3 separate regions of the Homo sapiens genome follow, and regions 1 and 2 are each linked to region 3. Evidence: read pairs that join two places in POLR2A ChIA-PET (ENCODE). Cell type or tissue: MCF 10A. All regions are shown on one strand. Links, peaks and the distances in the headings refer to the core of each region. The heading gives the core; the rest is flanking DNA.

Evidence for each region. Peaks named below come from ENCODE experiments on the same cell type or tissue, not always from the same donor. Only the 100,000 strongest peaks of a DNase experiment are listed, where the experiment ranks them.
Region 1: POLR2A ChIA-PET joins it to region 3 with 6 read pairs; 4 of 35 experiments call an interaction of 5 or more read pairs at or near these places.
Region 2: POLR2A ChIA-PET joins it to region 3 with 8 read pairs; 2 of 35 experiments call an interaction of 5 or more read pairs at or near these places.

The regions. Positions count from the first base shown.
Region 1 is chr1:13,598,753-13,602,523 of GRCh38, reverse strand. All of the region lies in intron 1 of PDPN (podoplanin), which reads right to left. Among named protein-coding and RNA genes, the nearest start is that of PDPN, 17 kb to the right of the region's middle. In MCF 10A, for the core only: no CTCF peak of the experiment used is centred there; a DNase peak (open chromatin) is centred at 2,243.
Region 2 is chr1:13,951,025-13,954,795 of GRCh38, reverse strand. It overlaps a transcript of KAZN not described here. Among named protein-coding and RNA genes, the nearest start is that of PRDM2, 250 kb to the right of the region's middle. In MCF 10A, for the core only: no CTCF peak of the experiment used is centred there; no DNase peak of the experiment used is centred there.
Region 3 is chr1:13,747,848-13,751,618 of GRCh38, reverse strand. PRDM2 (PR/SET domain 2) reads right to left here. Exons shown (of 10, transcript NM_001393986.1): 6 at 2,132-2,258. Among named protein-coding and RNA genes, the nearest start is that of PRDM2, 50 kb to the right of the region's middle. RefSeq lists an enhancer at 1,501-1,550 and silencers at 1,801-2,110, 2,061-2,279, 2,181-2,570. In MCF 10A, for the core only: no CTCF peak of the experiment used is centred there; a DNase peak (open chromatin) is centred at 2,268.

The sequences.
Region 1 (3,771 bases), core at 701-3,200, 150 kb after region 3:
AAAATCTTTTAAATAAGTGATTTCAGTCTTCTGGTTTTATTTACACTTCTTTGATTTGTGGAGCGAGTTGTTTCATCCATTTGTCTTCTTTTGTGACCGTTTTTGTAATGGTCACATGGCATTCCCTCTTATAAGCACTGTTCATACCTTAAGAATGTATTCTTTGGCCTAAATGCTGCTGGCATTTTTTTTTTTTGAGACGGAGTCTTGCTCTGTCGCCCAGGCTGGAGTACAGTGGCACGATCTCGGCTCACGGCAAGCTCTGCCTCCTGGGCTCACGCCATTCTCCTGCCTCAGCCTCCCAAGTAGCTGGGACTACAGGTGCCCACCACCACACCCGGCTAATTTTTTTGTATTTTTTAGTAGAGACAGGGTTTCACCATGTTAGCCAGGATGGTCTCAATCTCCTGACCTTGTGATCCACCCGCCTCGGCCTCCCGAAGTGCTGAGCCACCCAAAGTGCTGAGCCACCCAAAGGCATGAGCCACCCAAAGGCATGAGCCACCCAAAGGCATGAGCCACCCAAAGGCATGAGCCACCCAAAGGCATGAGCCACCGCACCCGGCCTACATCTTTCTTTTGCAAATGACCAAGCTATCAGTAGTCAAACTTCTTAAACTTGTTTTCTCTTTGACATCACACTCACAAACTCTTCCTCAAGATCACATAAATATTCACCTATGTTTTCCTTATGGTATTGTACTTACGTTTAATATTTTTGTCTGTTTATTTTGAAGTATTATAATAAAAGAGAAATATAATTTCCCCCCAAAAGATTAGCCAATCACCCTGATAAATCCTCTTTTCCCCACTGCTTCAAAACCAGCTGTCATTGAGACAAATCTTTTCTTTCCAATACTATGTCATGGCTGGGTGCAGTGGCTCAGGCCTGTAATCCCAGCACTTTGGTAGGCCAAGGCAGGCAGATCACCTGAGGCCAGGAGTTTGAGACCATCCTGACCAACATGGCAAAATGCTGTCCCTACTAAAAATACAAAAATTAAGTAGGCAGGATAGCACATGCCTGCAGTCCCAGCTACTCAGGAGGCTGAGGCAGGAGAATCGTTTGAACCCAGGAGGCAGACGTTGCAGGGAGCCAAGATTGTGCCACTGCACTGCAGCCTGGGTGACAGAGCAAGACATGGTCCCAAAACAAACAAATACTATGTCACAGTTACAGGAGAAACTTAGCACAAGGCCCAGCTTAAGTGGCCTGGACACTGCCAACTATCCCCACTCCACATGGGCCCTCTGTCTGCAGAGTCTCCAGAAGCTGTTTCTAAATCCGTGCTCTCTTCACTGTAAGCTCCCTCTTCCTCCTCACATCAGCTGACAGCTGCTGAGTTAAATCAGTGACCAGGGAGTAGCTAGAATAAAACTCAGTGTTTAGGGCAAGGAGGAAAAGTAAGTATTCAAACAGGTGCATTTGGGGTCGTTCAAGATCTGGCACTGACGCAGCATTGTAAATTCCACTTAACGTGGAAGACACCTCATTGTCCTAACACCCTCTCACATTTGCTACTCACAATGTAGGGTTTACATGGCGTCTCCCAGCTGACTTTATTTCACAACAGCGCTGTGGTGGCTAGGCCCTTAGCCTGCCTTCACAAAGAATCTTGTTAGGCCAGTTTAGCAAGAGTCCCCCCAACCCCATCTCTTAGGAATTTTCCACCCACTGATCCCCTCATTCTGCTTGTGGGCTACAAATCCCCACTTTTCCTTTCACCCAGAGGTGAACCTGAGCTCTCCTCCCTACTGCAATGCCCCTTATTACAGGGGTCTTGACTAAAGTCTTCCGTACAATTTCAACAAGTGTCAGAATTAGTGTTTCTTTAACAAGGTCGGAAGTTAAGTGATGTGGCCCAACGCGGTGGCTCACGTCTATAATCCCAGCACTTTGGGAGGCCAAGGCAGGTGGATGACCTGAGGTCGGGAGTTCAAGACCAGCCTGGCCAACGTGGTGAAACACCTTCTCTACTAAAAGTACAAAAATTAGCTGGCCATGGTGGCGCAGGCCTGTAGTCCCAGCTACTTGGGAGGCTGAGGCAGGAGAATCGCTTGAACCGAGGCAGAGGCTGTAGTGAGCTGAGATTGTGCCATTGCACTCCAGCCTGGGTGACAAGAGTGAATCTCCATCTCAAAAAAAAAAAAAGAGTTAAGTGATGTGCCAAGTTCATGATTCATTAGCGGACACAAAGCCAAATATTCTAACCGCATCCCTGGACTCACCAACATACAACTAAAAAGCAGCTGTGCATTTTCGTGATGTGCTCTCCCGGCAGCTTTGGGCTAAAATGCCTGCTGCCTCCCTCCCTGGGTTCTGAGATCCTTCCCCTTCTGCCCAGGTGCCATCCTCATCTTCCCAGAAATCACGTTCCTGGTAGTCAGGAACAATTGCTTCCCCTGGTACCTCACTGCCTCTTATGAAATCCCATCTTGTTAGAATCTTCCAGTCTTATTTAATGACCACAGTCTTGACCTCCTCCAGTGTGTCCCCTTACTAGGAGAAATCTGGACGAATCTAAACTTTCAGCAATGGCAGGTTAGAAGGAAGGTATGACTCACTCTAAAGGAGGTGTTGCTTTGAGCAGCAGCAGCCCTCTCCCCGCTTAACTGTGCAAGTTAAGGCAGCAGCAAAAACCAAGACTGAAGCCTGCATGAGTTCACCTCTACAGCCCCAGCTCCCAGCATTTATATTCCTTCCACAAATATTTACCAAGCACCTGCCAAGAGCTGGGCCACATTCTCATCACTAGAGACAGAGAAGTGAATAGGTAAGGAAGATCTCCACTCTTAAGGACTAGAGTACTCTTGGAGTGGGGTGGGGTCACCATAAAAAAATAAGCAACACATCAGATAAGCTATTAATCCCAGCACTTTGGGAGGCCAAGGTAGACGGATCACTTGAGGTCGGGAGTTTGAACCCAGCCTAGCCAACATGGTGAAACCGTCTCTACTAAAAATACAAACATTAGCCAGGCGTGATGGTGGGCCTCTGTAATCCCAGCTACTCAGGAGGCTGAGGCACAAGAATCACTTGAACCCAGGAGGTGGAGGTTGCAGTGAGCTGAGATTGCGCCACTGCACTTCAGCCTGGGTGACAGAGCAAGGCTCTGTCTGAAAAAAAAAAAAAAAAAAAAAAAAAAAAAAGATAGCTTCTCGAACACATCAAGATAGCTTCCCTCATGCCTTCAGATCTCAGGGAACTTTCTGGCCGGGCATGGTGGCTTACGCCTGTAATCCCACCAGCACTTTGGGAGGCTGATGCAGGTGGATCACACGGTCAGGAGATCGAGACCATCCTGGCCAACATGGTGAAAACTCGTCTCTACTAAAATACAAAAAATTAGCCAGGCGTGGTGGTGCACACCTGTAGTCCCAGCTACTCAGGAGGCAGAGGCAGGGGAATCCCTTGAACCCTGGAGGCGGAGGTTGCAGTGAGCCAAGATTGCGCCACTACACTCCAGGCTAGTGACAGAGCGAGACTCCATCTCCAAAAAAAAAAAAAAAAAGGAGGGGGGGCACTTTCTTGGACTGTCCATTTAAGCGAGTACCCCTCCCCTCTTCCACGGCACATATACCTGAATGCTTACCCCCACCCTGCTACCTGCTCGCTACTTGTCTGTCCTACTGGAATATAAGCTTGATAAAGGCTGCCTCATCTCAATGTCCACAATGTCTGAAATCCCTGGCACATACCAGGCACTCGGTAAGTAGCTGTTGAGTGAATGGGTGAGTTCCAGATAGGGGAACAGCTGGTGCTAACTAACC
Region 2 (3,771 bases), core at 701-3,200, 200 kb before region 3:
AAAAAGAAATCTCAACATATGGAAGAATGTATTACAGGGATAAATTATGGGCAATTGCATGGAGGTAGTGCATAAGAGCTGGCCGACTTCTGAAGTCTTGCATGGTGATGAATGCTTGCTTTTCTTTTAGGGCATGGCTGTCCTCAGAGAATATGTTCACATTCATTTTCTACATGGCACGGCACTGCTTTTTTGAAATTCTTCTATGAGTTGACATGCATGAACACAAGCATTCCCTATGAAATTTTCCCATCTTCTTTGCCATGCTTCTATGTTGTTTTGAGTATATAAAAATCCATTCTGCATGCACTCATACACAGACCACAGATTTGGCAGAAACAATCCTGGTGATCAAAACAGCAACCCCATCACATCTTATCCTGTCATGCACAAAATTATTTTTGAACCAGTCAGTGATTTTGCTGACTTCTTCAGGAAAGCAAGTGTGGTTTTAATTCAACAAAAAAGCTCCCAGAATGTCATCAGCTGGAAGCAATGCCAATGCAGACACATGATGCGGTTTTGTGTTGTTGGTTTTTTTGTTTGTTTGTTTGGTTGGTTGGTTGGTTTTATTTTTGTTGTTGCTGTTTTTGAGACAGAGTCTCATTCTGTTGCCCAGGCTGGAGTGCAGTGGCGCAATCTCGGCTCACTGCGACCTCCGCCTCCTGGGTGGTGCGTTTTTAAACTGCAGTTTTTGTTGTTCGTGTATTGCTCAGCCACTCATTCATCTGAATTTTCCAACAAATGCATGGGGCCGAATGGAAAAAAACAAAGTTTACTGATAATACATTGAGATTCACTTTTTGAAGACTTGACCACACCTAATGGCAAACCTGCCATGGTTTGGGGATTCAATTAAATATTAGTGATTTTAGAATTAAGGGATTTCAACTTTAGAAATTTTGATCTTCCAGGATTTCAATATTCAGGAAAATGACATTTGGAATTTTGTCTTTTGAGATTATGATTGGTACCAATCTGGTGGCCACCATATTGGATGGTGCAACTCTAACAAGAGCTTTAGAAGAAAATGATTAGAATGTAAAAAACAAGCTAAAGACATGAATCTTCAGATTAAAAGAGTCCACCACGCTCGTGAAAATAGACCCATATTTAGAAATACAGTAGTGAACTTTCAGAACAAATTAAAAAGAAAACTCTAAAAGCTTCCAGAGAAGAAAAAAAAGAAAGAAAGAAAGGGTTACTAACATAGAAATGAGAATCAAATTGAGATCAGAACTATCATTAGCAACACTAAATGCTAGAAGAAAAGGGCTGGTGGGAGAAATTTCTGAGAACACGTTATTTTGGATCAGGAATTCTTTAATCAGACAAACAACCATTCAATTTTGAGGTGAAGATAAAACTTGGACATGGAACTCACTCAGTTCATCCTGAGGTCCTTCATAATGATCTTTGCAAAAGCCTCTCTCCCGTAGTCAGGCTTAGTGCAGAACCAAGATTGACTTCTACAGCATGAAGTACTCCACGGGCCAAAAAGTATCTCCAGATTCTGAGAGGTGTTACTTTAGACCATTCCAGGCCCTGAGAAGTAGCCTAACTCCTCCCTGAGTCAATAAAGCCAAAATTCACCTCCAACATGTAAGGGGTGAGAGGAGAGATAAGATAGTGCCTGGAAGAACTGCGGAAGCTCTGATCCTCCCAGGCCAATTGTCTATTGAATTCGGGGGCCGTTCTGTAGTTCCCACCACAGCCTGTTCTGTTGCTTCTACTTGAATACCTCTAACCACAGGTTTCTCAATACTCCAGGGCAGCCCATTCTGTTGATCATCAGGCAGCTTTGGCTGTTCGAATATCTTTTATGATGAGCTAAAAATGTATCTCCCTATATCTTAGGAAATAAAGAATCATATAACTAGGAGGAAAATCATAGAGAACTCTGGTTCAGTTTCCTCATTTTAAAGGCGACTAAGTGGAGATCCAGAGAGGGATAGGGACATCCCAAGGTCACACAGCACAATTGTGGTCCAGCTGATACTACTGGTATTTGAGCTCCGGCTGGCCAGTGGCCTTGCAACATGAGGAGCTTTCCTGGTGATCTGGCCAGGGGGACCTTTCAATGTCATGCGTCTGTGTGCACACAGGTTGACTTTATAAGGTGTTCTGAAAGCGATCGGGGGTTTATAACAGTTCCCAGAAGACCCTGCCCCAGCTTGCTGCTGTTTGTTCTCTCTCCTCTTTAAAAGGAACCAGCACAGGGCCCAAGAAGTAACCACAACTCCTCCCTGAGTCAATAAAGCCAAAATTCACCTCCATGTAAGGGGTGAGAGGAGAGATAAGATAGTGCCTAGAAGAATTGCGAAGCTCTGAGCCTCCCAGGCCAATTGTCCAGCCCTGTGCTGGCCATTCTGTTTCATCCTATCATCCCAAATCAATCCAAAAGAGCAGATATTGATATTATTATTATTATTATTATTATTATTATTATTATTATTATTATCTCCATTTTATACCTAAGACTCCAAGCAGTGAAGTGGCTTGTCCAAATATTCAGCATGACATGACAACATCCTACAGTGTGTAAGACCACATGAGTCATCTCCAAACCAGAACCCTTTTGAGAGTAATTCAATTTAGAAGACAAAAAGGCAGCCCAGTAAATAATATTAATAACAAATAAAGTAGAAGCTCTAGGGAGTCCTGAAACCCCTTTTCCTGCTCAAATAAGAAGCTGCTAAAAGAAAGGAGATTATGCAACAAATAGTCCTCAAACAATCAACAGCTCCCATAGGCCTGCAGGGATCTGGGTTAAGACACCACCCTTTCTTTACTGCAAACAGGCCTGACCTGGTTCAAGATTTCCCTGGGAAACTGTTACTAAAACTACCCAACTGATAATAAATAGCACAGCTAGGGCAGGCCAGATAACCACCAAGGCAACAGCACTGTGGGTCATACCTTGGCATCATGTGTCTTAAGGCACTTTTACTTGAGAGATTTTTATAAAAGCAGAAAGTGGGTGGTAAGGGGGTGGGAATCCATCTATGTCTGTATGGCTTGCCTGGACTTAGAGAAACACAAAGAGCATGATCATCATGGACAGCAACCCTGTGCTGGCCATTCTGTTTCATCCTATCATCCCAAATCAACCCAGAAGAGCAGATATTATTATTATTATTATTATTATTATTATTATTATTATTATTATTATCTCCATTTTAGAGCTAAGATTCTAAGCAGTGAAGTGGCTTGTCCAAATATTCAGCAAGACATAACAACACCCTACAGTGTGTAAGACCACGTGAGTCATCTCCAAACCAGAACCCTTTTGAGAATAAAGGGGACATTAGTAATAATTCTTCTGGGATGACAGGCATACTTTGGGGCCATCCTGAGCTCACCAGGAAGTGTGGTCCCCGAACCATGAGCCAGGCATGGGTCTAAGTGCTTTGCGTGGACTAGCTCATCTTATCCTCATCTACCCTTATCCCCATTTCACAGATGGGAAAGTCAAGCCACACAGCTGTGAAGTGGTAGATCCAGATCCAGGATTTGAACTTGGATAGGCTAACTCCAGGTCCCATGTCCCTTACCACACTATGCCTTGCTGCCTCTCCGGGAGCCAGGATGTTCACTCAAACATGCTGACCCCCAACACTGTGCACTGGGCACACCCACAGTGTCTCCTCTCTAAAGTCTTTGCTCAAAGAATCTCTACCTGACAATGCAATGGTATCGCCTGCAAATTCCAAATCCTTAATACAGGGCTGGGTATTAGCCAAAGAAAAAAGGCTGAAAGGAAGAGGAATC
Region 3 (3,771 bases), core at 739-3,238:
CTCTGACATCACTGCCTGAAAAGATATTATTTAAATGTTTGAGGTCACACATAAGACCTAAACAGAACTGAGTTAATTAAAAAAAAAAAAAAAGACTCCATTTCAGGTCTTTGCAAGCTATAAATTGGTTTTAACTGAGTATTTAATTTAAAAGTAAAAAAGGTTTGACTCATTACTTAAACTCTCCAAAGTTTAAGTCTTAAAGAGCAAATAGGTCTCTTTAACCAGTAAGCTGTTAAAAACAGACTGTAAGTTCCAACAGAGAGCTCTGCATAAACATAAGTCTTTTAATTAATTAAAACCTAGGATTCTGGGTTATAGGCTGCCCAGAGTAGTACAAAATAATAGGATAATAAGAAATATGAACTATTTAATACGAAACACCAACAGTCTACGCAGGTATAAAAATGCAGCTATTAAGTTCATATATCACTAATAAAACAAAAAGTATATGTTCAAGTTTTTCCCCAAATCCAACCAAGAGAAAAATAAACAGATAAACAAAAAAGCAAAAGAGTAATGACATATGTTCTAAACATGCACACTAAAGTATGCCAAACAGAGAAAAGCGTTAAAGTAAGGTTGCTATTAAACTACAAATCTATTTAAGTACAGGAGTTAGTTATGATTAGTGGCACAGTAAAGAGGGTACTGTCCTCCCCATCTCCAGCCCCCTACAAATAACTTACCCGGAAGGCTGGTAACATTAGTTATAAACAAAATGAATACTAAATAAAGAAACAAGTTGAATTACATAAAAAGTTTTCACTACAAACAGTTAAGCACTAAGCCTAATAGCAATAAAATCCCAGAACTCAGTTAAAAGTTAAAAAAAAAAAAAACTGGGAATTTTCTAGACTCTGATCGTCTGATTCAGGATCAAAAGCATTTAATGCTCTGAAGCAGTGACTACATCACATTCAATAAATAGACAATGCATATTCAGTAATAGGCCTACTAACTGTTTCACGGGGGAATTAATTCTATTTCCATTTTGTGGTGACATACAAAGAATACATACTTGAAAAATCAGAACAGACTTCTTGCCTACATTCCTTAATGCCGATTTTAACATTTTCCCAAATCGAGTTTACGATATGATTTTATTTACAGTATGACTTCCACAACTCACTTTGCAATGTTCTGGATAAAGGATGGACTCGTTCGTTCAGATGACTAAAAAGAAATCTACTTAAGACCTAAGGAGAGCAAAAAAAAAACAAAAAAACAAAAAAACAAAAAACACAAACCTGTATTTGTATCAATAAGAAACTAACCATACTGTGCCTTGGCATATTTTCAAACTGGGATCTATGAACTATTCCCCAATTCACATTAAAATTCTTCATTAAAAAAAAAAGCCCCAACGTGTCAGTATGCCCACTGGAAATATGATACAGCCAACCAAACTATTTTCCTACCCAGAAATTATCCCCTCCCTTTTTAAGTGTGACTACACTTTACCTTTTGTTCGAAATCATCAGAAGTCGTAAAACTATGAGAATTGAGTCAAAACGACAAAACAACACGCTCTCTAACTTCCACATCCCCCTGGGCATCCTTTCGGAAGCCCACCGCACCCGCAGTCTCCCTGCCCTCCCCGCCGCCTCCTGTCTCTGTCTCTCACTGTCTCTGCCTCCCCCACTCCCACACCCCGACTCCGCGACCGACGCGGCCCGCGTCCTGCGCGGCGGGCCCGAGTCTGCGGAGCCGGGGCTGTCAAGCTAGCCGCGAGAAAGCTCGGGCGCCCGCCGTGCGCGCGGCTGCGGAGCGCGGCTTGGGGTGCCAGCGGGGGAACGTCCGGCCCCGGAACGCCGTCCGCGCACTTTCTGCCGCCCAGGAGCTAAGTCACAAGTTAAGAAACAGCCCGAGCGCGCGGCGGCCGTGATTCAGCAGCGGGGCCGGGTCGGCAGGGCGGGAGGGCAGCGATCGCAGGGCCCGAGCGGGACCGCAGGGCGGGAGCGGGGCCGGGGCAGGGCCGAGTCCGGAAAAGGTCACCGAGATGCCGCGGGCGCCGCCGCCCGAGCCCGCGACCCGCCTCGCGGTCGGGCCAGCAGCAGCGAGGGCGGCAGGGCGGCGTCCTGGGCGGGCGTGGCGCCGGGGCCGGGCGGGCGGGCCGGGGGGCTCCTACCTTTCCGGCTCTTGGGGGAGCTCCGCTTGCTCCGGGCGCTGGCTCGCTCTTCCTCAATCGCAGCTGCTATCTCAGGGTTGTCTTCCCCATTGTACCAGACCAGGAGCTCCTCGCCCGGCGCGATTGGCTGCGGGGAGAGAAGAGACAAGCGCCGGGCCAATCAGAGCGGCGGTTGTTGGCGGGGGCGGGGCGCGCACCGGGACGCGGGCGGGAGCGGCGCCGATGGCAAACAGCTGTCGGCGGCGCCGCGCGCACCCGGCCGGCAGGAAGGGCTCCCGGCCCCGTGCGGGCCGCGCCGGCGCCCGGAACCCTCTGCTGGAGGGAGGACCGCACCCGCGGCGTGGGGCGAGGGGCGCGGAAGGCCCGGTGACGGGTAGCGGAGCCCGGGTGCTGTCCCAGTTTCCTGTTTAAAGCCTCACGACGGCCCACGCACGAGAAAAAATAAAACATGGGCCCATTTTGCTCACGAAATCTAAGTCGAGGAGAAATGTAAAGCATAACTGAAAAGCGTGCGGTGTGGAAAGCGGAGTGCTGAAAGACAACGACTAGCGCGCGTTCCAGACCAAGAGCAACTTCAACAGGACAACGAGGAGGAACCACGCGCAAGCACTTACAAATGCGCCGCGGTTTCTATCCCAGAGCCGCCAACGGGAGGCCGCCCGGGGCCACCAACCTGCTCTGGTCCAGGGAGGTCCGTGCCTCGCCCTTCGGACCGGACATCAAACTTCCACATTTTAACTTTTAAATACAGCAGGAAGTATCTCCCATGTATTATGCTCCTAAACCATCACATTCTTAAGCCACGTATGACTGGAAGTAGTGAGGGCCACCATCAAATTGATTCCACCCAGAACAAGATCCCGAAGAAAAGATCCACTGAGTGCAAAGTTCACACCCCTAGAATTTGGGGAAACAGCCTATTGGTTTCTCTCACAACAAATGATCTGTTAAAAAAGTTACAAGGGTATCAATACAAGTAAAATTCTATCTAAAACCCACTGAATAAAATGAGAATCCGTGAGTCCAGCCTCATGTGAATGAATGAAGAAAGGAAGGAATGAACAAGTAAATAAAAAGGAAAGCTCTTCCTTAAAGGAGATCCCAACTAATCAGTAAAAAAGAAATGTTGGAATTAGAAAAGCGCCATTTGGCAATCATCACAGTAATGATTAATTCAGGCAAGAATCATAAATGGATGCTAAAAGTAGGTAAAAGTTTGAGGAGTAACAAAACACATAGCCTCAGAATATCTCCCCATAAAATATTTATTAATTACAAAAGAAAAAAAACAACACTTTTGTAATAAGACATACCAACATCATATGTCTCCTGATACGATGCACAGAAAACAGAGCATCACTTCTGGTAGATTTCTGCCCAAAATGCATACGTCGAATCTAATCATGATGAAACCATAAGAGAAGCTCAAACTCTGGGACATTCTACAAAATAACCAACCAGTTCTCAAAACTGAAAGGTTATAAAAGACAAAGACTAAGGTACCAGCCAAACACATAAGACATAACAACTGAATGTGGAAACGTTTTCTTTTCCTACAAAGACATGATTGGAACAATTGACAGAACCTGAGTAAGGTGTACATATTAGCTAGTAAAATAATGTGTTGCTGTTAGCTTCCT